Regions from separate parts of the Homo sapiens genome. Here all the other regions are linked to region 2. The links are chromatin loops, found by intact Hi-C in ENCODE. Cell type or tissue: PC-9. All regions are shown on one strand.

The links. A loop is a pair of places that touch in the nucleus more often than their neighbours do. Peaks named below come from ENCODE experiments on the same cell type or tissue, not always from the same donor. Only the 100,000 strongest peaks of a DNase experiment are listed, where the experiment ranks them.
Region 1: it touches region 2 in a loop (5-fold over the local background); 21 of 110 quality-filtered maps call a loop at or near these places.
Region 3: a loop joins it to region 2, with 5 times the contacts of the local background. A loop is called at or near these places in 41 of 110 quality-filtered maps.
Region 4: a loop joins it to region 2, with 6 times the contacts of the local background. A loop is called at or near these places in 20 of 110 quality-filtered maps.
Region 5: a loop joins it to region 2, with 9 times the contacts of the local background. A loop is called at or near these places in 2 of 110 quality-filtered maps.
Region 6: a loop joins it to region 2, with 9 times the contacts of the local background. A loop is called at or near these places in 74 of 110 quality-filtered maps.
Region 7: it touches region 2 in a loop (9-fold over the local background); 30 of 110 quality-filtered maps call a loop at or near these places.

Annotation. Positions count from the first base shown.
Region 1 is chr3:172,354,078-172,358,077 of GRCh38, forward strand. All of the region lies in intron 22 of FNDC3B (fibronectin type III domain containing 3B), which reads left to right. Among named protein-coding and RNA genes, the nearest start is that of GHSR, 92 kb to the right of the region's middle. In PC-9, no CTCF peak of the experiment used is centred here; a DNase peak (open chromatin) is centred at 1,934; H3K27ac peaks cover 1,991 bases.
Region 2 is chr3:172,665,286-172,669,285 of GRCh38, forward strand. All of the region lies in intron 1 of NCEH1 (neutral cholesterol ester hydrolase 1), which reads right to left. It overlaps LOC124909457 (a long non-coding RNA gene), which reads left to right and starts at 1,174. Exons shown (of 2, transcript XR_007096170.1): 1 at 1,174-1,397. In PC-9, a CTCF peak has its summit at 1,710 (motif pointing left); a DNase peak (open chromatin) is centred at 1,726.
Region 3 is chr3:172,475,346-172,479,345 of GRCh38, forward strand. No RefSeq gene overlaps it. Among named protein-coding and RNA genes, the nearest start is that of GHSR, 29 kb to the left of the region's middle. In PC-9, CTCF peaks have their summits at 2,130 and 2,332; a DNase peak (open chromatin) is centred at 2,126; H3K4me3 peaks cover 932 bases; H3K27ac peaks cover 343 bases.
Region 4 is chr3:172,594,126-172,598,125 of GRCh38, forward strand. It overlaps LINC02068 (long intergenic non-protein coding RNA 2068), which reads right to left and starts at 1,482. Exons shown (of 4, transcript NR_146714.1): 1 at 1,278-1,482; 2 at 336-456. RefSeq lists a silencer at 1,994-2,288. In PC-9, CTCF peaks have their summits at 2,161 (motif pointing left) and 2,376; a DNase peak (open chromatin) is centred at 2,186; H3K4me3 peaks cover 525 bases.
Region 5 is chr3:172,544,254-172,548,253 of GRCh38, forward strand. No RefSeq gene overlaps it. Among named protein-coding and RNA genes, the nearest start is that of TNFSF10, 23 kb to the left of the region's middle. In PC-9, no CTCF peak of the experiment used is centred here; DNase peaks (open chromatin) are centred at 1,988 and 2,588; H3K4me3 peaks cover 315 bases; H3K27ac peaks cover 2,073 bases.
Region 6 is chr3:172,488,475-172,492,474 of GRCh38, forward strand. No RefSeq gene overlaps it. Among named protein-coding and RNA genes, the nearest start is that of TNFSF10, 33 kb to the right of the region's middle. In PC-9, CTCF peaks have their summits at 1,836 (motif pointing right) and 2,043; a DNase peak (open chromatin) is centred at 1,837.
Region 7 is chr3:172,330,842-172,334,841 of GRCh38, forward strand. FNDC3B (fibronectin type III domain containing 3B) reads left to right here. Exons shown (of 26, transcript NM_022763.4): 14 at 2,248-2,334. Among named protein-coding and RNA genes, the nearest start is that of GHSR, 120 kb to the right of the region's middle. In PC-9, CTCF peaks have their summits at 1,858 (motif pointing right), 2,065 and 3,434 (motif pointing right); a DNase peak (open chromatin) is centred at 1,850; H3K27ac peaks cover 371 bases.

The sequences.
Region 1 (4,000 bases), 310 kb before region 2:
GAGGCTGATTTTTCAAAATAATGAATAGGCTACCAAATGAAGGAAAATCAATCAAAACCTTAAAAATTCAAAGTATGTTCAATATCATTCTATAGTAGTTTATTTCTGGTTAACATGTAGGACAGTTTTACATACCCATTTCTGTTTATATACAAATAGAAAAAAATTTCAAATATGAATTATCATATTTAAATTGTTTCCAATTTTAATCCATTGTTCACTAAATCTGAATTACATTTTATGAGTCAGTATTTATCATTTAATAATAGTACATTTTATATTTTATATCATGAAATCATAAACTAAATATTAGGGACCAAGTTCAATTAATATTTTTGCTTGCTAATGTTTATAACTAAGATATTGGTATGCCCGTATCAGTAAATGAGTATTTTTTCAATAAAGAAATATAAACAATAAAAAAAAATAATAATAATAATAATTCATACTTAAGACCAACTGGTTTATAGCTTTAGGAATTTTAGTTTCTATAGTACACAATTGGGTATACTGTATAGTATTAATAGAACTCTGGTCAACCCACAGTCTTGTTGTTTTATGTTTCAAAAACATAATTGCAGTAATTATAGTGAAATACAAAATGAGTATTTCAGGGAACCAAAGGTATAATTTTGGCCCAATCAACTTTTATTTCACCTTTTTTCTGTCCTATAAATTGGTTAAAATATAAATGAACAGATCATGATGTTCTAGATAAAAACATGTGGAATGAAACATTTTAAGCAGACCATGGAGCTTGGATAAAAGACTTGTTTCTTTTGTTTGATTTTCTTTTTTTTTTTTTTTTAAGCCTTCAGCAGTTACATATTGTTCTCATACCAAGCTTATTCTTTCTCTGTGTTGCCAGGACAGGGTTGTACACCTCTCTAGTAAATGTACTAATGCAAAAAAGCTTCTTCAATGGATCGGTCATTTCTCCATGGGTGCTATTATAGCAAACTACCCATTGGCTTGCTGACACACTCTGTAGAAATTTCACTAGAATTACAATACTACTTTTAAAGGCATTCCTTTAAGTTTATAATTGAGTTAGAAATTGAATTTGTCCTTTAATTTGAAGGAAAACAGTATTATTAAAAATGAAAACCTAACTTTGCTCTGTGTGCTTCCAGCCAAGTAGTCACAGATTTGGCAAGATAAGAGGGTAATCGGATCACCTGGTATCACCCCTTCCCAGTCCTTGGCTTGAGCATCTTCAGTGACAGGGGCAGTGGTTCTAGCTTCCACTCACCAGGCAGTCCATTCTATTTGTGGATAAACCTCTCTATATCTAAAATCAACTGCTGACCTTAGAACTTCCTCAATAGCAGTGATTCTCAAAGTGTGGTCCCTGGACCAACAGCATTAGCATCACCTGGGAACTCGATAAAATGCAAATTATCAGGCTCCACCCCAAACCTACTTAATTAGAAAATCTAGGGGGGGGGCCTAGCACTTGGTGCTTTAATTAGCCTTTCAGGAGATTTTGATGCTTATGAAACTTGAAAACCTTGGCCCTAGAGCAGTGATTCTTAAATGTCAGTGTATGTAAGAGTTGCCTGGAGAACCTTTTCAAAATACAGGTGTTTGAGCCCTACACCTGTAGGCCGCAATTGGCCCCAGAGGGGGCCTAAACATCATTACGTTATAATGTCAGCTGTCTCTTATTTACCCATCCCACCATCATTTACACTGTCTTCATTAGCACAGGTTTTCTATAACTGCCTCCAACCTCTTCTTTAAATGTTTTCAGGTTTTTGGTGGCCTCGCTGATGTGCAGTGCCCAGACCTCCAGGAATGGTCTGGTTGGCTGGCTCAGAGCAGACCAGGACTATTGCCTTCCTTGTTCTCCATACTGAGCAGTTAGTGAGGTTGCCTGAGATTACTTTTTTTTAAACAACCTTATTATATGCCTGACTCAGACTGAGCTGGCAGGCAACCAAAACTTAAAGTAGATTTGTTTGTTTTGCTCATTTGTACTCCTTTTGCTAAGTAAAAAAGGCTTAAAAATAACATGTATTGAGCCCTTACTATATGGTAAGCACTATGTTAGGCTGCCCAGAAGTGAATCATAAATCATTTTGTCATAACAAGGTGAGATGGGCTTTACTAGGAGACAAGTTCTGGGTAGTTCAGTGGTAGCAGACGAGTCAGACAGCCTTGACTTCAATCCTATCCTTCATTTATTGTCTCTGCAAACTTTGGGAAGTTATTTAAGCTCTCTGTGCCTCAGTTTCCTGACCATTAAAAAGGGGATAATAATTTTCACTACTTAACAGAGTTGTTGGGTATTTTGATAAGAGGTCAGGTACCTAGTATGGGGCCTGACACATAGTAAATAAATAATCAGAAAATCTGTTGTTAATGTTCGGTAGGGAAGAAATGAACTCAAAGATGGGTTGTGACCAGATTATAGGTAGAGATCTTATCTGTAGAAACCTTATCCTTCAAGGTTTTTTTGCCTCCAGAGCAGGGTATGAGAAGAGCAAGTCTCAGTGCCTGGAGCTGGAATGGTGGCATTGGTGTCAAAGGAGCTTTCAGGAGCAGGAGCTTGGTGGGAGGCCAGTTCCGACTCCTCCTCCAGGAAGCCTTCTATGAATAACTTTACTCGGAGCCCATCTTTTCCCCACCAAAAGGGATTTTCGTTGTTTGCTATTATTTCGTACTTAAGACATTTTCTGATGATTATTCTCTTCTTTCATGTTTTTCTTAATTAGATGATAATCTAGGGCAGGGGTGTTGTAAAAGCCAGCCCATCTTTTGCTTCTCAGGCCCCTCCTACCCTAGCCCTTTACCTGCGGGCCCTCTCAGTCTCCCTCACACCCACACTCTTGACATCCCGAGCTCTGAGATGGCCAGTCCTGATGAGGGAAGTCTTCCCAGCTAAGGATGGTTTGTTTCGAAAGTCATTCTTCTTTTAATATATTTTGTAGTAGAAATTTGATTATGTATATGTATATATTTAAAGTGCGTTGTAGAAGGCTATGATCTTCTAAAGCAGGAGTGTATTTGCATGTAAAATGTGGTCCTTTAATGGTGGATTTTTAATCAAAATTTATAAAGAATGTGGTTCTTTGATTTATTTGATTTGTTTAATCAATAATATTAGTATATTGATGGATATTGCAGACTCCTGGAAACATGAAGAGATTTTTCACATCAGCCTAGCCAAGAAGAATTTGCTTGGGATTACATTACTTCTCCAAATTGGAAAGGAAAATGCTACTTCCCTTGTACTTAATTTGCAGAGCTGAAGATTTTTTAAACTGACATAATGCAAATTAAACAAAACAAAGAGACCTGCAGATTTTATCTAAGTTTCAAGATTAGCATGTTACTTGAGCTAAAGAGAAAACTTCTCAAGTTTGGGTTTTGGATAGACTCTAATTAATAAAACTTAAAGTTTAGTTTTTATTTTCTGAGGTGAATTCTTGGAGTGGTTCCTCAGGTTAATGTTTGTTTTGCCCATTAGTCCAATGTCACCTTTCACTGGAATTAGGAAATTATTTTCCCATACTGTGTTTTTCACCCTAAACCAAAACAAACAGTAACTGCCTTAGTCCTCATTCAGCTGTCTCAGCCTCCTGTGCTCAGAGGCCTTAATATTTTCCCCAGAATGCAACAAGACATCATTTCATTCCATTTTATCAGTTCCTCAGTTTTTTTTTTCAATTTTGAATGTTACATCATCATTAGAAATAATTAATGTTAGTTCAGTGCATCAGCTGTACACGTAAATGTTCACGTATTTTCGCTGAAACAAAATGTGTTTTTGTAAAAATGTAGGATAGGTTGAATTGAGTATTTTAGAATCTAGGTAGTTGATTTCAGGGCCAGATGCTGTTTAAATAATGTGAAGTAAACTTGTTGACTCTTCTAAATGCCTGCTTCCTTGGCAGACGGTCAATGTTGAACTGAAAGTGTGGTTTGAATTAAAAATGGTCATTTGGTAGGATTTGTAACCATATTTGGCCCCTGTTACGATATAAGAGTATGGTGT
Region 2 (4,000 bases):
GCAGAGGCTGCAGAACAGCAAAGATTGCAGAACAGTAAATGTTGCTGCCTGATCCTTCCTCTGGAAGCTTTGTCTCAGAGGGGCACCTGGCTGTATGAGGTGTCAGTTGGCCCCCACTGGGAGGTGCCTCCCAGTTAGGCTACTGAGGGGTCAGGGACCCACTTGAGGAGGCAGTCTGTCCGTTCTCAGATCTCAAACTCCATGCTGGGACAACCACTACTCTCTTCAAAGCTGTCAGACAGGGATGTTTAAGTCTGCAGAAGTTTCTGCTGCCTTTTGTTCAGCTATGCCCTGCCCCCAGAGGTGGAGTCTACAGAGGCAGGCAGGCCTCGTTGAGCTGTGGTGGGCTCCACCCAGTTCGAGCTTCCTGGCCACTTTGTTTACCTCATCAAGCCTCAGCAATGGTGGACACCCCTCCCCCAGCCTTGCTGCTGCCTCGCAGTTTGATCTTGGACTGCTGTGCTAGCAGTGAGCAAGGCTCCATGGGTGTCGGACCCGCCGAGCCATGCGCGGGATATAATCTCCTGGTCTGCCATTTGCTAAGACCACTGGAAAAGCACAGTATTAGGGTGGGAATGTCCCGATTTTCCAGGTACCATCTGTCACAGCTTCCCTTGGCTAGGAAAGGGAATTCCCCGACCCCTTGTGCTTCCCGGGTGAGGCGATGCCCCACCCTGCTTTGGCTCACACTCCGTGGCTGCACCCACTGTCCAACAAGTCCCAGTGAGATGAACCCAGTGCCTCAGTTGGAAATGCAGAAATCACCCATCTTCTGTGTCACTCATGCTGGGAGCTGTAGACTGGAGCTGCTTCTATTCTTGGAACCCAAGCCATTTCTTTTCTAACAGAAAAACGACTTGAAGGGCCAGTCTGGCAAGCTTTGATATGCAAATGCTGGCTATTAGAAATTGTCCACCCAATATGGCAACTCCTGCCTTCTTCTTCCTGTCCCGGTGTGTGCCACGTGTCATGGCTGCCTCCGGATAACACCATGTGTTCAGAACATCATGGCAACCTGCATTTGCATATTAAAGGGCTAAGGTGGGTGGACCAGGTGTTTTGCAGGCTACATAAATGACACACCTGGTCAAACCAATCCCCTGGGCCCTATGCAAACCAGACACTGCCCCCTGCAGCATCCCAATATAAGCAACCACTTTTCTGCCACACACCAAGTTTCTGTTTGTTCTAATCCCCCCTCCCTCTGTCTCTGTATGGGGGAGCTGTTTTCTTCTTCCTTCCTTCTTGCCTAATAAACTCTCCACTCCTTAAAACCATTACATGTGTGTCTGTGTCATTTTATCTAAACTGGTGCGAGACCAAGGACCCTGGTGTTCCTCCAGTCATCGGAGCCGTATCATTTTGGTGCATTGGCCAGGAATTCATTCATCGGAGCGGTGAGTATGGAGCAAATCTCAATCTCAGATCTGTCCTTTAATCTCAAGGCTGTCTGCCGGCTATCCTGTTGCAAAACCTTCCTTCTTTCCTGGTTTCTCTGTCTGCGATCTCTTACTTTCTGTGTGTTGAATGTGTGGGAATTTTTACAGCCTAGAGAAGTAATCCTGTTAGGCAAGATCAGGAAATGCTGTAGACCTGGGATATAGCTCAGGAAAATGCCATTGCAACCTTCTAGGAACAGAGTTCTCCCCTTTTCCACCTCCAACAGTGAGATTACCGGCTAGTAATCCTCTGGCGAGCCCAAGGTATTTCTAAGCCAACAGCGCCGCCTAGTGGAAATAGAAATCCTCTTCATAGGACATATTGCTGGTCCTTTGCTGTACACTGCAATCTCCTTTCACACCACTAAAAATCAGGCTCTAGGCTACTTGTGTAAACAGGAGAGCTCTGTTTTCAACAGTTAGGAGTAAGATGTCTTCTGTGGCCAAATTTTAGTCTCAATGCGTCCCATCAGCAGGGAAAACGGCCATTCGGTTCCTATGTATTTTTAAGGCACCTACTCTGTCTCCAAGACAGTACTTAATTAGTAAGGGGATTTTAAGTACGGAAGTTAACCAGAACCATTTTTCTAGGAGTAAATGCTTTAGCACGGGGCATAATAGCAGGCAATCTAGCACACTACCTCCATTAAAGGAGCCTTGCTCAAAGACGACACAGTCTCTCTGGAGATACGTTTTTTGGGGAGCCAGGCAGATCACACAGGTTTAGGAAGTCAAAGGGAAATCACAGAAGGTGGATGACCTAAGGTTGCGCAGTAAAGCACGGTTAGTCCCATCACTTAGTTTATCCAGTTCCATGGCTTGGAGGACCATGTCTTCAACCATGGGCGGCATATTTAACTTGGTGGCAGAACCCAGGAACCAGGGAGGGAAAACAGTCGAACACTCCCTGTCTTTTCCTCCACCCTAGGTCATACGGAAAGGAAGGAGACTAAGAGGATGCTTTTATTCTCACTTCTTTTTCTAGATGGGTAACAGATTTTCTTCAGCTTGCACCCCTCTGGAGTGCACTCTACAGCACTGGAACACTTCCTTAACCTAAGGACTTTAAAGAGAAAAGCAACTCATTTTCTTTTATACAAGGGCATGGCATTTTTACTAAACCTTTGCCAAGCACTGTAAGATCAACCCAGCTCTTTTAGCAATCATATTGGGCAGTCCCAGGGAAAACAGTTCCCCAAAAGTTAAAGAAGCAACTTCCAGGGAACCATTTGAGGATCCCCCTTATTTGGGCCCCCTTCAAGTTCCCGTCTCATAACAAAACCTTAGGCAAATAAAAGATGACTTAGGCCAATTTTCTAACAACCATGATTGGTACATAAAAGCTTTCCAAAATTTAACTCAGGTATTTCACCTCACATGCAGGGATGTTACTCTCCTCCTAAACCAGACCCTCACTGCAGTTGAAGAGCAGGTAGCTCTGTAAGCAGCAGATAATTTCAGAGATGAGCAATATATCTCCTATAATACACCAAAAGGGAAGAAAGCAGGTAGGGAAAGTGAAAAAATATCAGAAACACCATTCCCAATAGGGAGGGAAGCAGTTTCAGTAAATAACCCTAACTGGAACACCAATAAGCTCAGGAAACAAATGGAAAAGGAAGCATTTTTTTTTTTTTTTTTTTTTTTTTTGAGAGAGTCTCGCTCTGTTGCCCAGGCTGGAGTGCAATGGCACAATCTCGGCTCACTACAAGCTCCGCCTCCCAGGTTCAAGCGATTCTCCTGCCTCAGCCTCCTGAGTAGCTGGGACTACAGGCACCTGCCACCACACCTGGCTAATTTTTGTATTTTTAGTTTACAAAAGAGTAGTTTCTTCTCTCTCCGACTGGAATATTACCGTGATGACTATAGCTTCAGCCTTCATCAGCAACCGTGAGGAAAAGACAGAGGCCTTGGGTCTAATATCTTTGAGACACTGAATTGACACCAATGCTTTCATTCGACTTCTCATTTTGTGAGAAAAATATTTAAAGAAGTATCTGGAGAAGTCCACTGTTAACGTGTTTTCTGTTACATGCAGGAAAACATAAAACTCTAATTGATACTAGGTAGATATAGAGAATGCACAGACATATATATTTTCCCCCCAGAAGGCAGAGCGTGAGCAAGCTAAATATAGCTAGGTATTAGGTCAGTATGATGAAAAATGTAATGATGGAGCTTTACAAAAACTGAATGGGCTGGCTAAAAACATAGCGACTCCTGTACTAGCCTCTCAAGTAGCTGGGACTACAGGCGCATGCCACCACACCCAGCTAATTTTTGTATTTTTAGTATACAAAAGAGTAGTTTCTTCTCTCTCCAACTGGAATATTACCATTATGGCTATAGCTTCGGCCTTCATCAGCAACCATGAGGAAAAGACAGAGGCCTTGGGTCTAATGTCTTTGAGACACTGAATTAACACCAACGTTTTGATTCAACTTCTCATTTTGTGAGAAAAATATTTAAAGAAATGTTTGGAGAAGTCCACTGTTCGTGTGGGCAGGGCAACACGCCAGCTACACTAAATGAGATCTGCCTAGGAAGCAGTGGAAAAAAAT
Region 3 (4,000 bases), 190 kb before region 2:
TTCTCTTTTCTTTTTTTTAAACTTTTATTTTAGGTTCAGGGGTACATGTGCAGGTTTGTTACATAGATAAACTTGTGTCATGGGGGTTTGTTATACAGATTATTTCATCACCCAGGTACTAAGCCTAGTATCTAATAGTCATTTTTTCTGCTCCTCTCTCTCCTCCCACCCTCTACCCTTGAGTAGGCCTCCATGTCTGTGGTTCCCTTCTTTATGTCCATGAGTTCTCATCATTTAGCTCCCACATATAAGTGAGAACATGCGAAGAGAGAATATTAAGGGACTTCGGTTTTGATTTAGGGGCGCAAGTGTCTCAGAAGCAGATTATGTTTGTATTCGTGTGAGTAGAGCTTAGGCTAACACTGTGGTTTTTTATTTTTTTCCCCCAGAATTACATAGAAACGCTCATCTCACCTAACCCCTTTTTCGGTTTGGACATATTCCATCCCAGTAGTAGTTTAACACTTGAGACAAACCTAAGGCCAAGACTTTTCACTGACTATAATAATTCTGTGACCTCAGTTTCTTATCTCTGTCCCCATGTCACAGGGCCACACAAGGTGTTTTGGGAATTGAGGGAGCATGCCAACAACTAACTATAGCAGAGAAAGAGTTCAATAGACGGCTCCTCCTCCTCTTCCACATGATTTTTTTTTTTTAAACAGAGTTTTGCTCTTGTTGCCCAGGCTAGAGTGCAATGGCACGATCTCAGCTCACTGAAGCCTCTGCCTCCCAGGTTCAAGCGATTCTCCTGCCTCAGCCTCCCAAGTAGCTGGGATTACAGGCATTCGCCACCACATCCTATTTTTAGGAAAGATGGGTTTTCACCATGTTAGCCAGGCTGGTCTCGAACTGCTGACCTCAGGTTATCCACCCGCCTCCGCCTCCCAAAGTGCTGGGATTACAGGGGTAAGCCACCATGCCCTGCCCACATGATTATTATTAACTCCCTGGAGTTAAAGTTGCCCCCAACCAGAAGTCTGCCCAAGTGTAAACAGCACCGCGCCCAGGTCACTCTCCAACTTTCCACTCATGTGATGAGCTTCCTGGAGCTTGGGGGAAAGAGGAGGACTCCTCTCCACCCTTCAGCCTGTACCATGGACTGTGTTGTATATCCTCCTGATCTTCATCCATTGCCTGTGCCCCTCCAGGAGGGAGAGGATTGGGAGACAAAAGGGGATGGGTTGCAGGCAGGCAGGCAGTGTGGCAAGTTTGTAGGGAAGGGAACGTGTGCAAAAAGGGGAAGCAGGCGTTGCAGAAGCAGAATGCTCATCTTCCCAATGTATCCTAAGGATGCGTTCATCTCACTTCACAGGGCAGTTAGGAGCAAGTGAGTTTCACAAGTTGAACCAAATTCTTAATGCAGAAAGGAAGCTTACTTTTAAAGAAAGACTGCTATTCATTTCTTTCTAAAATGCTCTTTTGTAATCTCTTAAATTTATCTGTTTTATTAAACTTGAGGGTTTTATACATTGATTTTTCTCAAAACAGGACGTACTTGAGCCCTGTTTTATACTTATCTATTTTAACTAGGTCATTTCCAATTTTGACGTCAATATGACTTTCTGGGAGATTTTAAGAATAAAGAGAAATCTGAAATCAAAATCAGCATGAAAGCAATTAAAATGAGGCTGTAAAACCTCTGTACCAGAGGTTTTCTTCGTCTTCTTTTCTTTTCTTTCCTTTTTTTTTTTTTTTTTTGAGACGGAGTCTTGCTCTGTCACCCAGGCTGGAGTGCAGTGGCGCGATCTCGGCTCACTGCAAGCTCCGCCTCCCTCTTTTTTTTTTTTTTTAAGCATATTGAATGCTTAGAACTTGCCAGGCCGTATCTCAGCACGTCACTCATATTAATCATTTCCTAATAACCGCTACAAGTTGGGTTTTGTTATTATCCCCATTTGAATAAATAAGGCACGGAGACACAGAGAGGATATGACATAACTACCAGAAGCCATTGGTGGCAAGATCTCAATCAGGACATGTCGGTACAATGCTCTGATTATCTCGTCTGCATCCCTGATTACTTATGGTCCAGATATAAACTACTCCTCTTCACTTTCATTTTAACCAGAATTTGAAGTCATTTTATTCTCTCTCAAGTACTTTGGGCTTTGAGGAAAATAAGGGAAACTCGCCACCTGGTGGCAGCTCATAGTGTGTGGTAACAAGGTGGCTGCCCCCTGTCTGGTTTCAAGGAGAGAGGAGAGAATGTCCCTGCCTTGCTATTCACGCCTCTCAAACAGCTGAGCTGACCTCTCCTCAAGGGCCATTGTCTTTAGAAATCCCTCGCCCTGTCTAGGTCCATTCTGATAAAAATTGGAGTAGCAGTTTTTTCTCTATGCTTCAAGTGAGGAGGTTGGATGGGACAGAGTCCAGCGATGAGAGGCCAAGACTCTCTTGACCTTATTTCATTGTCAAAAAGATCAGTATTCATGTTCTACAAGAAGGAATCCACAGTTGTCCAGAAAACTGTCCTTCAAAAATAGCCAGTCCACAGCTGCTTCCCGTATCTTAGGCTTTAGTTTCTGAAGCAGAGGAAGTAACATGCAGGCATCATCCCTTGTTAAAACAATTCATAGAATTAAAATGTTGCAGGTGAATTGAATTTTTGAACATTTAATCAGAATGATCACTTGGGTATCTTGTTTTCTTAAATACTTAATTCGCACACCACAGGGTTTGAAATGTAGGTTTTTCAAGTCTACATAGGTTCTATTCGTGATTTTCAGTTGCCTGTCAGTGAACAGGTGCCAAGTTAGCTGTATCAGAATCACTTGTGGAAATTAAAACGTAAACAAACACAGGAAGATTCCAATTCAGTAGGTCTCTGAGGAAGACTGAGCATCAGCATTTTTAAATGCTCACCAGGAGGTACTGAGAAGCAGTGTGCTTAGGAAGCCACTGTACCTGCACCACCTTTGCTGACCAGAATGGAAGCAGCAGGTAAAGAATGTTGGTGGTTAACACAAAAATTAGATACTGTTTTCACTCATCAGGCTGGCAAACAGGAACACAAATAGTAATATTTCACTCTGGTGATGATGTGGGGACCAGAGCATTCTCATTTTCTGTTGCTAGGTGTGTAATGTGCTACAAAAGATTAAGGAAGTAATCAGGGAGTTATTTATTTATTTTCATTTTTTTGTAGAGATGGGGTTTCCCTGTGTTGCCCACGCTGGTCTCAAACTCCTGGCCTCAAGTGATCCACCTGCCTCAGCCTCCCAAAATGCTTGGATTACAGATATGTGCTGTCTCAGCCAGGCCAGACAGGTATTTTTAACATCTAAAATGTTAAATTGGCCCAGAAATCCCAATTTGGAATCCAGAATGTTGAGATCAATGACAAAAATGTTTATTGTAGCATTATTTGTAGTGACAAATAATTGGGAACAATCAAATCTTGGAATAAATTATAATCTATTCATTCAATGAGTTATTATGCAGTATTTTAAAAGAACCAATTAAATCTGTATACTTTGATCTGGAAAGGAGTCTATGTACTATTAAAGGAATGAGTTGCTGAGTTTTATACACAACTGCATATGCATATACCTATATATGTATGTATATATATTTCCATTTGTAAAACAAAAAATTAATTAAGCTAGAATATTGGGAACAGGGAGAAACATATGAAAGGACACAGAGTTTTTTGGTTTTTTGGTTTTTTTTTAGATGGAGTCTCACTGGAGATTGTACTGCAACCTCTGCCTCCTGGGTTCAAGTGATTCTCCTGCCTCCGCTACCCAAGTAGCTGGGATTACAGGTGCATTGCCACCATGCCTGTCTAATTTTTCTATTTTTGAAAGAGATGGGGTTTCACCATGTTGGCCAGGCTGGTCTTGGACTCCTGACCTCAAGTGATCCACCTGCCTCAGCCTCCCAAAGTGCTGGGATTACAGACATGAGCCACTGCACCCAGCCAGGACACAGAGTTTTAATATTGGATCCTTCATGATGGGAAGGGAGTGGGGGGATTACAGATTTTTAACATTTTTCT
Region 4 (4,000 bases), 71 kb before region 2:
AGGCTGGAGTGCAATGGCGTGATCTCAGCTCACTGCAACCTCCACCTCCTGGGTTCAAGCAATTCTCCTGCCTCAGCCTCTGGTGTAGCTGGGATTACAGGCACACGCCACCACGCCTGGCTAATTTTTGTATTTTTAGCAGAGATGGGATTTCACCACATTGGCCAAGCTGGTCTCAAACTCCTGACCTCAGTGATCCATCTGCCTCAGCCTCCCAAAGTGCTGGGATTACAGGTGTGAGCCACTGCGCCCAGCCCCCATTTTCTGAGGTGAAATGAAGGAAGAGTTAATCATTCATGCTCCTTTTCTTGGGTTCAGCTGCCATCCTTACTTACCTCTGATGGAGGACTAGGGATTTCTGGGACTTGAACTCCTGTTATAGAAGGTCAGATTAGCCTTAAGCTGAACAGCAGCAGCTACCTGGGCCTTTCTCCCCTGAATAAAAGTTCTGAAGATCTAAAATGAAAATATGAAAGGAAAGAAATTATCAAGTTCTGTCTACTAAATATCTCAGTGGATTTCCTACCTCAACTGGTAGATTTGTCTTAAGGCCTTTGTTTGGAGTGTTTTCCTACAAGTCTCAAAGTCTAACAAAAGCAGGCGTTCCCGGTCAAGCTCTGCCAAATTCACCACGTGACCTAGGACCTGAAGTGAACTTTCGTTTCTCCTGTTCTCTCTCTTTCCGACCTTCCCTCCCCGCCAAGGCAATGCAGACAGGGACTCAATATATTATTTTGAGTTCTCCATAGGAAAAGAATTATTATTAAAACAATAAGCTCTCAAGATAAATACCTTTATATAATGTATATACATTCATATATACATGAGTATATACTAGCTTTCATATCTGTATTCTTTTTTTTCTTTCTCACCCAGAACTCAAGAAGACATGCCTGTATCCCTTTTTTTTTTCTCTTTTGAGATGAAGTTTCACTCTTGTTGCCCAGGCTGGAGCGCAATGGCGCAATCTCAGCTTACTGTAACCTCCACCTCCTGCATTCAAGCAATTCTCCTGCCTCAGCCTCCTGAGTAGCTGGGATTACAGGCGCCCACCACCACGTCTGGCTAATTTGTGTATATTTAGTAGAAATGGGGTTTCACCATGTTGACCAGGCTGGTCTTGAACTTCTGACCTCAGGTGATCCACCCGCCTCGGCCTCCCAGTGTGCTGGGATTACAGGCATGAGCCACCGCACCCGGCCCAACATGTCCGTATTCTCAAAGCTATAGAGGTGTCTTTGCTATTTTGTTCTCTTAGGTAAGAACCGGGTCCTCACCTTACACTTTATTCCTCAGGTGAAGAGACTCTGTGTGTGTCCATTCAGGGAAGCATGAGAGCATTTGATTTCAGCTGAGCAGGTTTAGTCATCTAGGAGCTGCTCTCTTAAGTGTTTAACACAATCGTTAACTAACTAAAACTTGCAGGAAATTAATCTGGAATTTCCCAGTAATTACATGTTTTAGATAAGTTTTTGAATTGAGTCCAAGATGATGTGATAGTGCATGTTCATAATTAACTAAGAAACTGAGAAAAGCTTTCTTAATCTAAAAACAAAGCCAAAAATCTTTCCATGCAAGGAAAGAAAATCTTAATTGATTAACTCATTAATAGAGCAGGGAAAAGAAAACAAAAGCAAAAGCAAAAAAACTAACTTGAGATATAGCTGAACTCATAATGTGTATTTGTTTTTATTTCCAGTTGCTGCTTACCATTAGCTGTGCAAGACCAAAGGATTTTGTGCTTTCTCTTGCCTAGTAATTGTTCAGTCCAAAATTTAACCATGTTGTTTTTGTGTTATTACCAGGAGCAAGAGGACATGTGTATTGGTGAGAGAAGAGGGGTGAGGAGTCAGGGATAAGATGAATCTGATTAACTTCAGGGGTTATTAGAATAAATCTTGTAGGCTTGGAGAATCTTGTAGGCTTGGAGAATCTAGAGTTCTATGAGAAATGGTAAGCAGACTTCATAAATCCTGTCTGCGTTGCTGCTATGATCTTGGCCTTCCCCTGACATACTCCCAAGAAATAGAAACGAATAGAAATAGAAATCTAATAGAACTAGAAATAGAAATATTTCCCAAGAAATAGAAAGTAAAACTGACAAAGCCAATGCAAAGAAATCAGTTCGGAAGCTGTTAATTTTCACACGATCTGTGTTCAGTAACCGCCCTCTATCGGCTCTCCTGAATAGCACACTATATGGGACGGAGAATCTGAAAGGCCTTTTTGCTGGTTTTCTTACTAACAGAGAGTTCATAAACCAGGATCTTCTTCAGCCTCCAAGGTAAGGAAATGTGTGATCTCCAAGCTCCCTCTTGTATGTATTGTGAACGCCACTGTCAGAAGAGAAACACCAAAGTTATTCACCTGGAAATGTTGCAGTATGAAGACCATGTATTTGATGGAGAGGTTATTTAAATGGTAACTTTGTTAATGAATTTCTTTGCTAACTTTCCCTGCTTTATTTTCATGCCAAAAACCAGAGAGGTACAGAGAACAGAACTCGGCACCACAGTCTAAAAGTGTTAAGTTTCAGGCACAACACTGCTGTTTTTGAGCTGTGGGTCCTCAGACAAGCCATTTTAGCTTTCCGAGCCTCAGTTTCCCACTTGCCTGCTTCTTCACCACTTCCTGGGGTGATAAGAGAAGACCAAATGATATGTTTGTGAAGGTGCTTTGCCACTCATGTACCCTATGCAGACCCTATTATTAGTAGTACTTTATAAAAGTAAGACATCATTTTCTCATTTACAGGACTGAGGATTAGAAAGAATAATGCTGGGTTTCTGGCTGCCTCCGCTTTTGAGGGCCTAGGAGGCATTCTGACCTAAAGAGAGTAGGCAGTGGAGTCAGACATAAATGTAAACACTGTTAGTGTGACCTTTGCAGATCATCTGTCTGCCCTGTGCTTCTATTATGCTATCTATCTGCAAAGTAAAGAACTTCTTTACAAAATGCCTCATACAAGTGTGAATACAACAAACAAGCTCCATCTCTAAAGTTCTTCATAGAAAACAGAATTATAAGACGCACTCAGTATCCAAGGATAAATGATACCAGGAAAGGGCCAAAGTTAATTAATCCTCTTACAATAAAGAGCATATTTCAAGGTAAATAATAAAAATAATTATCTTAAAATTAACAAAATGTATATGGTTATTTGCAACTATGCATTAATTCTTAGCCCAAAGAATGTTGAGGAGTTGATTTGGCATGAAGAGGACACATTTTCTTGGACAAAATTATAGGATGGCACAGTGCGACTTTGTTTAGCTCATACTACCTTTCGGTAACACCATCAAAGGGGATCTTTTTTACCAAAAACATTTTTTAAATCAAGGGTTTTCATCAATTTTCCAAAGGGATTAAAAAAATTCCCTGACATTTAAGCTGGTACATTTTGGAAGCATTTCTTGTATCATCATCCTTACCCATTACTCTTCTTTAGTGTTAATTTATATGATTCCTTGTCCGTTTTTTTTCTTCAGTTTTTACCTAGTCTGTTGACACGTGACTATACTTGATGTTGGAGCAGTTCTCCAACATTATTTTCATCAATTTCATGAAATTCTGCATCTTTTGCAAGAATCACAACTCCACTTTGCCATCTATTTGACTTGTGTTGTCAGATGTTTACAGTATTCTACAAGCAATAAGAGTTAGGCTGAAAAAGTTTTGACTTGTGATCAGGGATAGTCATTCAAGCTAAGCAGAGAAGATTGTTTGAAAGGGGAACAATTTTATGGGTGTTCGGTTCATGAGTGAATACTTTCATGTAATGGCAAATATTCCTATATAATCATGTTCTAGAGGAATTTAAGTAATGAAAACTCAGATAAGAAGGAGTCTCTGGGCCAGGTGCGGTGGCTCATGCCTGTAATTCTAGCACTTTGGAAGGCTGAGGCAGGCGGATCATGAGGTCAGGAGATCGAGACCATTCTGGCTAACACGGTGAAACCCCGTCTCTACTAAAAATACAAAAAATTAGCTGGGCGTAGTG
Region 5 (4,000 bases), 120 kb before region 2:
TTCACTCAATTTTATTATTCATACAATTCATTCATGTTGATGTATAACGCTGTAGTTTGTTATAATTTTCACTGCTCTTCTATACTCCATTGTAGAAGTATTCCACCATTAATCCACTCAACTGTTAATGGGCTTTTAGGAAGTTTCTCAATTTTTGAATAGTCGGTATTGTCGTGAACATTCTTATATATGTCTCCTGATGCACATAAACATTTACCTGGGTTGTAGATTTTGTTCATGTCATTTTACTGGGAAAAGTTTCCACAAGCTAGCACCAATTTGTCATCTTTCCAGCAGTAAAAGAGTTCTTGTGGCACTGCATACTCATTTGGTATTGTAGGAGTGTTTTGCCAGCTGGTAGTGTATAAGAGGATGTCACTGTGGCTTTAATTTGCATTTCCTCATAATGGGGCTTTAATTTGCATTTCCTTATAATATTCAACCTAATTATATTTTTAATATGTAATTGTTTCTTGATATGTAATTATTTAATTAGGGTTCCATCTTCCTGGCAGTAACTGTTCAAAAAATTTTTTTAATGCTTTTTTCTATCATATTGTTTTGCTGTTACCAAATGTGGGAATTCTTTTTTTGTTGTTGTCGTTTGTTTTTTTGAGACAGAGTCTTGCTCTGTTGCCCAGGCTGGAGTGCAGTGGCGTGATCTCAGCTCACTGGAACCTCTGCCTCCCAGGTTCAAGCAATTCTCCTGCCTCAGCCTCCTGAGTAGCTGGGATTATAGGCACACGCCTGGCCAATTTGTGGAAATTCTTCAGGTAGTCTAGATACTTGTCCTTTGCTGCTTATGTGTGTTGCAAATAATCGAGTGCTTTGTGGATTTTCTTTGCACTCATTTAGTGGTTTGTTTTAATAAGCAGAAATTGTTAATTTTAATATAATAAAATGTATTAGCTGGGAGCGGTGGCTCATGCCTGTAATCCCAGCACTTTGGGAGGCCAAGGTGGGCAGATCACGAGGTCAGGAGATCGAGACCATCCTGGCTAACACGGTGAAACCCCGTCTCTACTAAAAATACAAAAAATTAGCCGGGCGTGGTGGCGGGCACCTGTAGTCCCAGCTACTTGGGAGGCTGAGGCAGGAGAATGGTGTGAACCCAGGAGGTGGAGCTTGCAGTGAGCTGAGATCGCACCACTGCACTCCAGCCTGGGCAACAGAGCGAGACTCCAACTCAAAAATAAATAAATAAATAAATAAATAAATAAATAAATAAATAAATAAAAACAAAAAGCCTTCTTGCCACCTTCTTCAAGAAAATCTTGGCTATTCTTGTCCTTTTGCTTTCTTACCTTCAAAATTAAGAGTTGTTACTACGTAAGTCTGTGGTTCTCTCCAGCTCTGAAAGGTTTATTCTATTCTATAGCAGAGCATGTTGTATAATCACGTGGTTGCTTTTCTTGATGATTCCATTGGGTCTAACAATTATTTTACCAAATTATATTAATACTTGGAAATAATTCTTCGTGGTTCTAGGGTTATTACATTAATACTTTTCTCTCTTTTTAGGATTTTTTGCTTTTAGCCTTTACCACCATTTTAGGGTAATGGCATTGTTGCTATATGAGTATTTTGTTTTTGGTATTTATTTATTTATTTATTTTGAGATGGAGTTTTGATTTTTTTGCCCAGGCTGGAGTGCAATGGTGTGATATCGGCTCACTGCAACCTCTGCCTCCTGGGCAGTTCTCCTGCCTCAGCCTCCCAAGTAGCTGGGACCTCAGGCACATGCCACCAAGCCTGGTTAATTTTGTAATTTTAGTGGAGACGGTGTTTCACCATATTACTCAGGCTGGTCTCAAACTCCTGACCTCAGGTAATGCACCCACCTCGGCCTCCCAAAGTGCTGGGATTACAGGCATGAGCCATCATGCCTGGCCGATATAGAAATATTTTTAAAGTATTACATGTGCCCAGCAGTTGTCTGGGGTTTAAAGGAGATGGAAAGAAGCATAAGCCAATGTTTATGATCTGGAAGAACACGTTTGAGCTGGGGAGACATAACAATGAGTCAGTTCTACCTCTGGCTACCTGTGGATTTAGTAGGCTAATTGCCAGGACTTCGGTTTTGTTTTGTTTTCATATTTAAAAATGAAGGGCTTATATGAGATTAGTGCAAGGTCCCTTTAGTTCTAATATTTTTTGCATTGCTGACTTAGTCTGTTGGGGTTTCTACAACAAAATATCTTAAACTGGGTGGTTTATAAACCACAGAAATTTACTTCTCACAGTTCCAGGGCCTGGAAAGTTTAAGATCAAGGCAGACTTGGTGTCTGTGAGGGCTAGCTTTCCTGGTTCAAAGACAGCATCTTCTTGCTGTGTCTTTGCATGGTGGAAGAGGTGAAAAGAGGTGACAAGAGGTGAATGAGCTCCCTTGGGCCTATTTTAGAAGGGCACTAATCCCATTCACAGGAGCTTGGCCATCATGATCCAGTCACCCTCCAAAAGATCCCACCTCTTACTACCATCAGCTGGGAGGTTGGGACTTCAATGTAGGAACTGAGGGGTCAGGGTAGGGCAGACCATAGCAAATGGCCACACAACAGGTCTTTCTAGTCCCTGACCATGAGAAGGCAGTCAAAACACAGAGAATCTACAAGGTGATTTATTCATGTCATAGTAACAAAGGAAGAAAAAACTTGGAAGGAAAGATTTTTTTTTTTAAAGAAATATTTTGATGGGTGAAAGAGGAAGTCCCAAAACATAGCTGCAAAGAGGAAATATAAGTTTGTGTTTCATTTTTCTCCTGTTGAAATCAGTTTCTATTGTGAAGTTTCATTTTCCTATTTCTTTTTTAGGTAGTAGAACCTGGACTCTTGCCATAGTAATCTGTTTTCTATTTTGTATAACATCTGAATGTTAGATTTGGTTACAAAATAACTGTGTGAAAATAATGAGAGACCAGTGATCTTTGGGAACTTTTTTTTTTTTTTTTTTTTTTTTTTAGGACGGAGTCTCTCTCTCTTGCCCAGGTTGGAGTGCAGTGGCCTGATCTTGGCTCACTGCAACCTCCACTTCCTGGGTACAAGTGATTCTCCTGCCTCAGCCTCCTGAGTAGCTGGGATTATAGGTGCCTGCCATCACACCCGGCTAATTTTTCTATTTTTAGTAGAGACGAGGTTTCTCCATGTTTGCCAGGCTGGTCTTGAACTCCTGACCTCAGGTGGTCTGCCTGCCCCGGCCTCCCAAAGTGCTGGGATTACAGGCATGAGCCACTGCTCCCGGCCCTTGCACATTTTGACTCTCAGTGAAGAGTAATGAAAGGGAACTTGTTTCCAGAGGTGAAGGCTACAGGCCAAATGTTGCCTTGCCCTAAAGAGGTGATATAACTTTCCTAGGATCACTTGACTAGTTAGAGATAAAACTATGACTAGAATTCTGGTTTCCAGACTCTGAATTGGCTATTCTCCCATACAGAAGTGTATAGATGTAGCATTTGAGGGAAGGCTCTGTGGGAGAGGAGATCTACTCTCTCCTAAATGATGAAATGATTTTATTTATGTATTTATTTATTTATTTATTATTTATTTAGAGACAGAGTCTGTCACCAGGCTAGAGTGCAGTGGCGCAATCTCAGCTCACTGCAACCTCTGCTTCCTAGGTTCAAGGAATTCTCCTGCCTCAGCCTCCCGAGTAGCTGGGATTACAGGCATGTGCCACCATGCCCAGCTAATTTTTTGTATTTTTAGTAGAGACAGGGTTTCATCATGTCAGCCAGGATGATCTCCATCTCCTGACCTTGTGATCCGCCCACCTCGGTCTTCCAAAGTGCTGGGATTACAGACGTGAGCCACCGCACCCTGCTGATTAAATGATTTTAAAGTGATGATTCCAAATGCAGATAGCATTATCCTAGGATTGGGAAGAGGAAGAACTTGCCTTTCAGGATGCCATAGAAGTAAATATGCAAAGGTACAACACGCAAAAGCATTGTCTTAAGACTGTCTGGACTTCAAGGCTAATAAATATTTTCAGGAGATAGACCGTA
Region 6 (4,000 bases), 180 kb before region 2:
CTAACAGCTGAGGTCATGATGATTTCAGGATGATTTGAAAGATTTTCAATGGCAAATTTGGATATTACTACCATTTGCTTACTCACTTTGGAACTTAACAATCTTGTGAAAAGCAATCTGACAGTAATTCATTAATATTTAAGGACTATGTTGTATAAAAAAATACATATCTTTAAACATTGTCACATTTGACTTGGTGAAATACTCAGGCTGTGAGAGACCTACAAGATCCAAGACCAACTGAGGAAACAGATTTAAGTCTTTCCTCTAAGGCTCACTCCAGTAGTTACACTTACCAATTAGATTAAATTTTCGTTTCTGTGTGATTTTTTTCTTTTTTTCTTCTCCTTGGCTTTCTCTTTCTCCCTCCCTTCTGTCCTTTCTTCCTTCCTTCCTTTGAATTAGTAACTCCACACCACGTGTAGGCGTAACAGTATCATATTTTGGTCACCAGTTCAAATCATATACTGCAGCCTGTAGTCCTGTAATCCATCTTCAAAGAGTTCCCTCCAAGTTTGCTCCATAGTTGGGTCTTCCATAAACATTCCGCCTTTTTATAAGCCAACTACTTTGGGATAACAAGAGATATGGTAAAACCAGTGAATCTCATGATGTTGCCTTGCTTCTTATCTTTGAATTGAGCCTTCGTCAGAGGTAATGCTGAGTAGAAGGACATAATAGTGAACAGAATTCATTGCTGGAAATAGAAGACAGAAGACAAGTGGAACATGATACATCTAATTACTTATTCTCAAATGTCTTGCTTCCTATCCATCCAATAGTAATTTATAGTTTTATTATCAAAACGTATTCTGTGAAAATATAACTGTTGGCAAGGATGTGGAGAACAGGGAACACTTGTATAATATTGATGGGAATGTAAATTACTATAGTCATTATGGAAAACAGTATGGAGGTTCCTCAAGAAACTAAAAATAGAACTACCATATGATCCACTGATCCCACTTTTGGGTATTTACCTAGAAGATTTGGAAGGAGCATGTCAAAGAGATGTCTGCACTTGCATGTTTGCTGCAGCACTGTTCACAATAGCCAAGATAAGGAATCTAACTAAGTGTCCATTAACAGGTGAATGGATAAAGAAAATGTGTACATATGCACAAAATGGTACTATTCAGCCTTTGAAAAGAAAGAAATTGTCATTTGCAACAACATAGATGGAATTAGAGAACATTTTGCTAACTGAAATAAGCCAGGCACAGAAAGACAAATGCTGCATGTTCTCATTTATATGTGGAATCTAAGATGATCGAACTCATAGAAGCAGAGAATAGAATGGTGGTTACCAGAGACTGGAGGATGGAGGAATGGGGAGATGATGGTCAAAGGGCACAAAGCCTCAGTGAGACAAGAGGAATAAATTTTTTTAGATTTATTGCACAAAACATAGTGGATATAGTTAATAATAGCGTATTGTACATTTCAAAACTGCTGAGAGTACATTTCAAATGTTCTCACCACAAAAATCACAAGTATGTGAGGTGATGGATGTTAATTAGCTTGATTTAATTATTCAACGTTGCATTCATATATCATAACATCGCTTTGTGTCCCATAAATATGCACAACTATAATTTGTCAATTTACAATAATTTTTTTTAAGTTTAAAAAAATGTCTTCTGTGGACCAGCAGCCGCAGTGTTATCTGAGAGCTTGTGTAATATGTAAGTTCTCAGACCACAACCCAGGCCTACTGAATCAAAAACTCTGGGAGTGGGTTTTAAAAATCTGTGTTTTAACAAGTTCTCCAGGCGATTCTGATGTTCACTAAAGTTTGAGAAGCAATAATTTAGTTTTAGTGCTTAAAGGAAGAGTGCGTCCACCAGGGGGCACAGCAATGGTTCCACTGGGTTGAAAGATAAGATTACCGCATTGTCATGTTCCTCATGCTTTGTGGATAGGATTTTCTTTCTTTCTCTCTCTCTCTTTCTTTCTTTCTTTCTTTCTCTCTCTCTCTCTTTCTTTCTTTAATTTTACTTTAAGTTCTGGGATACATGTGCAGAACCTGCAGGTTTGTTACATAGGTATACATGTGCCATAGTGGTTTGCTGCACTCATCAACCCATCATCTAGGTTTTAAGCCCCACATGCATTCGGTATTTGTCCTAATGCTCTCCATCCCCTTGCCCCCCACTCCCTGACAGGCCCCAGTGTGAGATGTTCCCCTCCCTGTGTCCATGTGTTCTCACTGTTCAACTCCCACTTATGAGTGAGAACATGTGGTGTTTGGTTTTCTGTTGCTGTGTTAATTTGCTGAGAATGATGGCTTCTAGTTTCATCCATGTTCCTGTAAAGGATGTGAACTCATTCCTTTTCTTTTTTTTAATATATATATTTTTATTATACTTTCAGTTCTAGAGTACATGTGCACAATGTGCAGGTTTGTTACATATGTACACATGTGCCATGTTCGTGTGCTGCACCCATTAACTCGTCATTTAACACTAGGTATATCTCCTAATGCTACCCCTCCCCACTCCCCCACCCCACAACAGACTCCAGTGTGTGATGTTCCCCTTCCTGTGTCCAAGTGTTCTCATTGTTCAGTTCCTACCTATGAGTGACAACATGCGGTGTTTGGTTTTTTGTCCTTGCGATAGTTTGCTGAGAATGATGGTTTCCAGCTTCATCCATGTCCCTACAAAGGACATGAACTCATCATTTTTTATGGCTGCATAGTATTCCATGGTGTATATGTGCCACATTTTCTTTTTCTTTATTTTTTATAGCAGGATATGACTTTTTTTTTATTATACTTTAAGTTTTAGGGTACATGTGCACAACGTGCAGGTTTGTTACATATGTATACATGTGCCATGTTGGTGTGCCTGCACCCATTAACTCGTCATTTACATTAGGTATTTCTCCTAATGCTATCCCTCCCCCCTCCTACCACCCCACGACAGGCCCCAGTGTGTGATGTTCCCCACCCTGTGTCCAAGTGTGCTCATTGTTCAATTCCCACCTATGAGTGAGAACATGCAGTGTTTGGTTTTCTGTCCTTGCGACAGTTTGCTCAGAATGATGGTTTCCAGCTTCATCCATGTCTCTACAAAGGACATGAACTCATCATTTTTTATGGCTGCATAGTATTCCATGGTGTATATGTGCCATATTTTCTTAATCCAGTCTATCATTGTTGGACATTTGGGTTGGTTGCAAGTCTTTACTATTGTGAATAGTGCCGCAATAAACATACGTGTGCATGTGTCTTTATAGCAGCATGATTTATATTCCTTTGGGTATATACCCAGTAATGGCATGGCTGGGTCAAATGGTATTTCTAGTTCTAGATCCCTGAGGAATCACCACACTGACTTCCACAATGGTTGAACTAGTTTACAGTCCCACCAACAGTGTAAAAGTGTTCCTATTTCTCCACATCTTCTCCAGCACCTGTTGTTTCCTGACTTTGTAATGATTGCCATTCTAACTGGTGTGAGATGGTATCTCATTGTGGTTTTGATTTGCATTTCTCTGATGGCCAGTGATGATGAGCATTTTTTCATGTGTCTTTTGGCTGCATAAATGTCTTCTTTTGAGAAGTGTCTATTCATATCCTTCACCCACTTTTTGATGGGGTTGTTTGTTTTTTTCTTGTAAATTTGTTTGAGTTCTTTGTAGATTCTGGATATTAGCCCTTTGTCAGATGAGTAGATTGCAAAAATTTTCTTCCATTCTGTAGGTTGCCTCTGATGGTTCTGTAGGTTCACTCTGATGGTAGTTTCTTTTGCTGTGCAGAAGCTCTTTAGTTTAATTAGATCCCATTTGTCAATTTTGGCTTTTGTTGCCATTGCTTTTGGTGTTTTAGACATGAAGTCCTTGCCCATGCCTATGTCCTGAATGGTATTGCCTAGGTTTTCTTCTAGGGTTTTTATGGTTTTAGGTCTCACATTTAAGTCTTCAATCCATCTTGAATTAATTTTTGTATAAGGTGTAAGGAAGGAGTCCAGTTTCAGCTTTCTACATATGGCTAGCC
Region 7 (4,000 bases), 330 kb before region 2:
ACCACCACTACCAACACCGGCCTGTTCTTTCCCATCTCTGTAAATGACATTTCCATCCTTTCAGCTGGGGAAGCAAAAACTCTTGGAGTCATCCTTGATCCTATATATAATCAGAAAATCCTTTTGAATCTTCCTTAGAAATTATTTAGAAATTAACCATTTTTATCTCCACAGCTACTATCCTTTTATGAGCCACTCATCTCACCTGTGGATTATTGCAATAACATAATATTGTTATTGGATTATAGCCTCTTAATATTCCTAACTTCATCCTTACTAGGCTTCAGTCTGTTCTCCATACAGAGCCTGGGTGGAGAACATCATCTTGTAAAATACAAATAGATCATGTCAGCACCCTGCTCAGAATCCTTCCTGTCTCAGTGCCTTCCCCTCTTTTTCAGAGTAAAATCCCTAGAGCTCTTACAATGCCCACAAGGTCCTGTGTGATTGGGCTCTCCATTACTGTCCTCGTTGCTTCCACTCACTGTAGTCTTATTAGCCTCTAGTCTGTTCTTTTTGTTTTGTTTTGTTTTTGAGATGGAGTCTTGCTCTGTCACCCAGGCTGGAGTGCAGTGGCGCGATGTTGGCTCACCTCAAGCTCCGCCTCCCAAGTTCATGCCATTCTTCTGCCTCAGTTTCCCAAGTAGCTGGGACTACAGGCGCCCGCCACCACACCCGGCTAATTTTTTTTTGTATTTTTAGTAGAGATGGGGTTTCACCATGTTAGCCAGGATGGTCTCCATCTCCTAACCTCATGATCTGCCCTCCTCAGCCTCCCAAAGTGCTGGGATTACAGGTGTGAGCCACCGCACCCAGCCAGCCTCTAGTCAGTTCTTTAAACACACCGTGTGTGCTGTGGCCTCAAAGCCTTTTCAGTTCTGCCTTCTGGCCAGAATGCCCTTCCAGATGTCTTTGACTCCCTTCCCTCATTTTCTTCAAGTCTGTTCTCATATGTCATTTCTTTGGGCAGTCCTTCCCTGATCACACTGTAGAACAGCACCACCCAATAGAACTTTCTGCAGTGATGGAAATATTTTATAATTTGTGCCATCCAGTATGGTGGCACCTATACACATACAACTCTCGAGCACCTGACATATGCATGTTGGCCTATAGTATGGAGGGTTTGTGCTTGTTTGTTTGTTTTGAGATGTAGTTTCGCCTTGTTGTCCAGGCTGGAGTGCGGTGGTGCAATCTTGGCCCTCTGCAACCTCTGCCTCCCAGGTTCAAGTGATTCTCCTGCCTCAGCCTCCCGAGTAGCTGGGATTATAGGCACGCAGCTCCACGCCTGGCTAATTTTGTATTTTTAGTAGAGACGGGGTTTCTCCATGTTGGTCAGGCTGGTCTCGAACTCCCAACCTCAGGTGATCTGCCCACCTCAGCCTCCCAAAGTGCTGGGATTACAGTTGTGAGCCACCAAGCTCAGCCAGTACTGAGTTTTTAATTGTAATAAACTTAAATTCAAAGAGCCACATATGGCTACCATATTTACCTCCAGCAGCTGTAGAAAGCCCTCACCAGTTCCACCACTGTATCCTCCTACCTAGCTTTAGTTTTTGTCATAGCACTTAACACCATGTGACATACATAGCAGCTTTTCTGTATTGTCTTCTCCCACTGGAATGTGAGCTTCTTGTGGGCAAGGCCTTTTCTGTTCTTGGGCAGTGCTGAATCCTTAGAGCCTAGAGGACAGCCCAACACAGAGAAGGTACTAAGTAGTATTTTGATGAGTGAATGATAGAATGATAGAGATAGAACTATTGAATGAGTTCCCTGAGTTCAACTTTTAGTGGAATGTTTGCCCTCCTAAAGGATTGTGCCCTTTCCCATCTAAGCTGTCCTTTCTCCCATGGCCAGAAGAGGGCACTGTGTGGTCAGGAAGCTCAGCCACACTTTACTGCATAGCACATTGCAGTTTGATAGTAAAGACCTCGGTGCAAAGGGCTTTTTTCATGACAACATTAAAAATGTTAAATGTATTTTCAAAAGTTGCTTAACTCCTTTGTCACAATAAATTTGACCAGACCCAGGAGAAATTACAGTGTGATGGAGATAAATTTTTATTTAAAGCTCAAGTGCTATCCACAATACTCTGGGCTTCTGATTTTTCTCTTTTGCGGTAGCTGCCAGACCTCTGGCCAGTTGCTGGTGATGGTAGGGAAAGGCAGTATAAAAATCCTGTATTCAAAGGTATTTAATGCCCAGAATTTTTTATACTGATGTTTCTTCCTGGCTTTGCCTTTTCAGGATAACCTTTTCCACCCAAAATACACTGGAGAGGATTTAACCTGTACTGTGAAAAATCTCAAAAGAAGCACACAGTATAAATTCAGGGTGAGTCAGTCATTTTGCTACCTGAACTGCTTAAAAATGAAACTGTTTTCTATTTCACCATTTACCATGTCAGATTGACTCTACAGGTTAAAAAATGAAGTTCACAGCACTTTACATTTTGAAAGTAACATTTATAAAGTGTACAACATGCTTTATTTATTTATTTGAGATGGAGTCTCTATGTCACTCAGGCTGGAGTGCAGTGGCACGATCTCGGCTCACTGCAACCTCTGCCTCCCGGGTTTAAGCAGTTCTCCTGCCTCAGCCTCCCGAGTAGCTGGGACTATAGGCGTGTGCCACTATGCCCGGCTAATTTTTTTTTTTTTTTTTTTTTTTTTTTTGTATTTTTAGTTGAGACGGGGGTTTCACCATGTTGGCCAGGCTGGTCTCAATCTCCTGACCTCGTGATCCACCTGCCTCGGCCTCCCAAAGTGCTGTGATTACAGGCATGAGCCACTGCGCCTGGCCCATGCTTTAATTTTAAAACCAACTTGTGAGCACAAAAATTGTCATCATGTGCTGTAATAAATTGCATTTACAGCATGGCCAAATGCCCTTGCCTGGGAAGAGACACACCAGGTGCTGGAGTGCACCTGTCACTTACCTGCACTCCATACCTTTTTCCTTTCGAGCAGTCTCTTTGCTCTTCACTTTCCTTTGCTCTTCTGCCCATTTATTTTTCCTCACTTGCTTGTAATTTTCTCTTCCATGACCCACCCCCTCCCTACCTGGGCTGTCTTTGGTCATTAACAGCCACCATTAATGTTACTATAGGACTATGTGTAGTAGCCAAAAAAGTGAATATGACTTTACGATCACTAAGAGATCAAAACGATATTCTGCAGCACTGTATTTTCTAGTATGACAAGTGTGCGTTTTGGAAGATAAGATTGTCTTCTGATTCCACACATTCTTCTCTAAGTCAGGGACCAAATGCTATTATTTGGCACATAGCAATCACTCAATAAATAGTTGCCAAATTATCAAGTGCAGTGTGTGACTATTTGAGGGAAATGATAATTTTTAACATATTTTTTAAAACCCTTATTATCGATGCTGGCTATGAGAACATAGCTATACTGCTAACGTTTCTCCACAAGGTGGCATTGCCCTACGCTTTAAAAAGTGGGGCTATTTTTATGTCCCCCCCCCCACCCCCATATTTTCCTTTCACAAAACAATACAAACCAGGTGATGACATACTTGTTTTATCATGTCTTTTTGAAAGGGTAAAAATATCTTTAAAACCCATCTTATCATTTTATTTTTATTTATTTATTTTTTGAGTTGGAGTTTCGCTCTTGTTGCCCAGGCTGGAGTGCAATGGCATGATCTTGGCTCACCGCAACCTCTGCCTCCCAGGTTCAAGGGATTCTCCTGCCTCAGCCTCCCGAGTAGCTGGGATTACAGGCATGTGCCATCACGCCCAGCTAATTTTGTACTTTTAGTAGAGATGGGGTTTCTCCATGTTGGTCAGGCTGGTCTCGAACTCTTGACCTCAGGTGATCCACCCACTTTGGCCTCCCAAAGTGTTAGGATTACAGGCGTGAGCCACTGTGCTGGCTGGTTTTATTTTTAATTGTTAATAACCAACTATACAGTAAATGATTTATAAAATAAATACTGTTAATACTTGAGTTGAAAGAGAAAAAAATGTGTGTGTGTC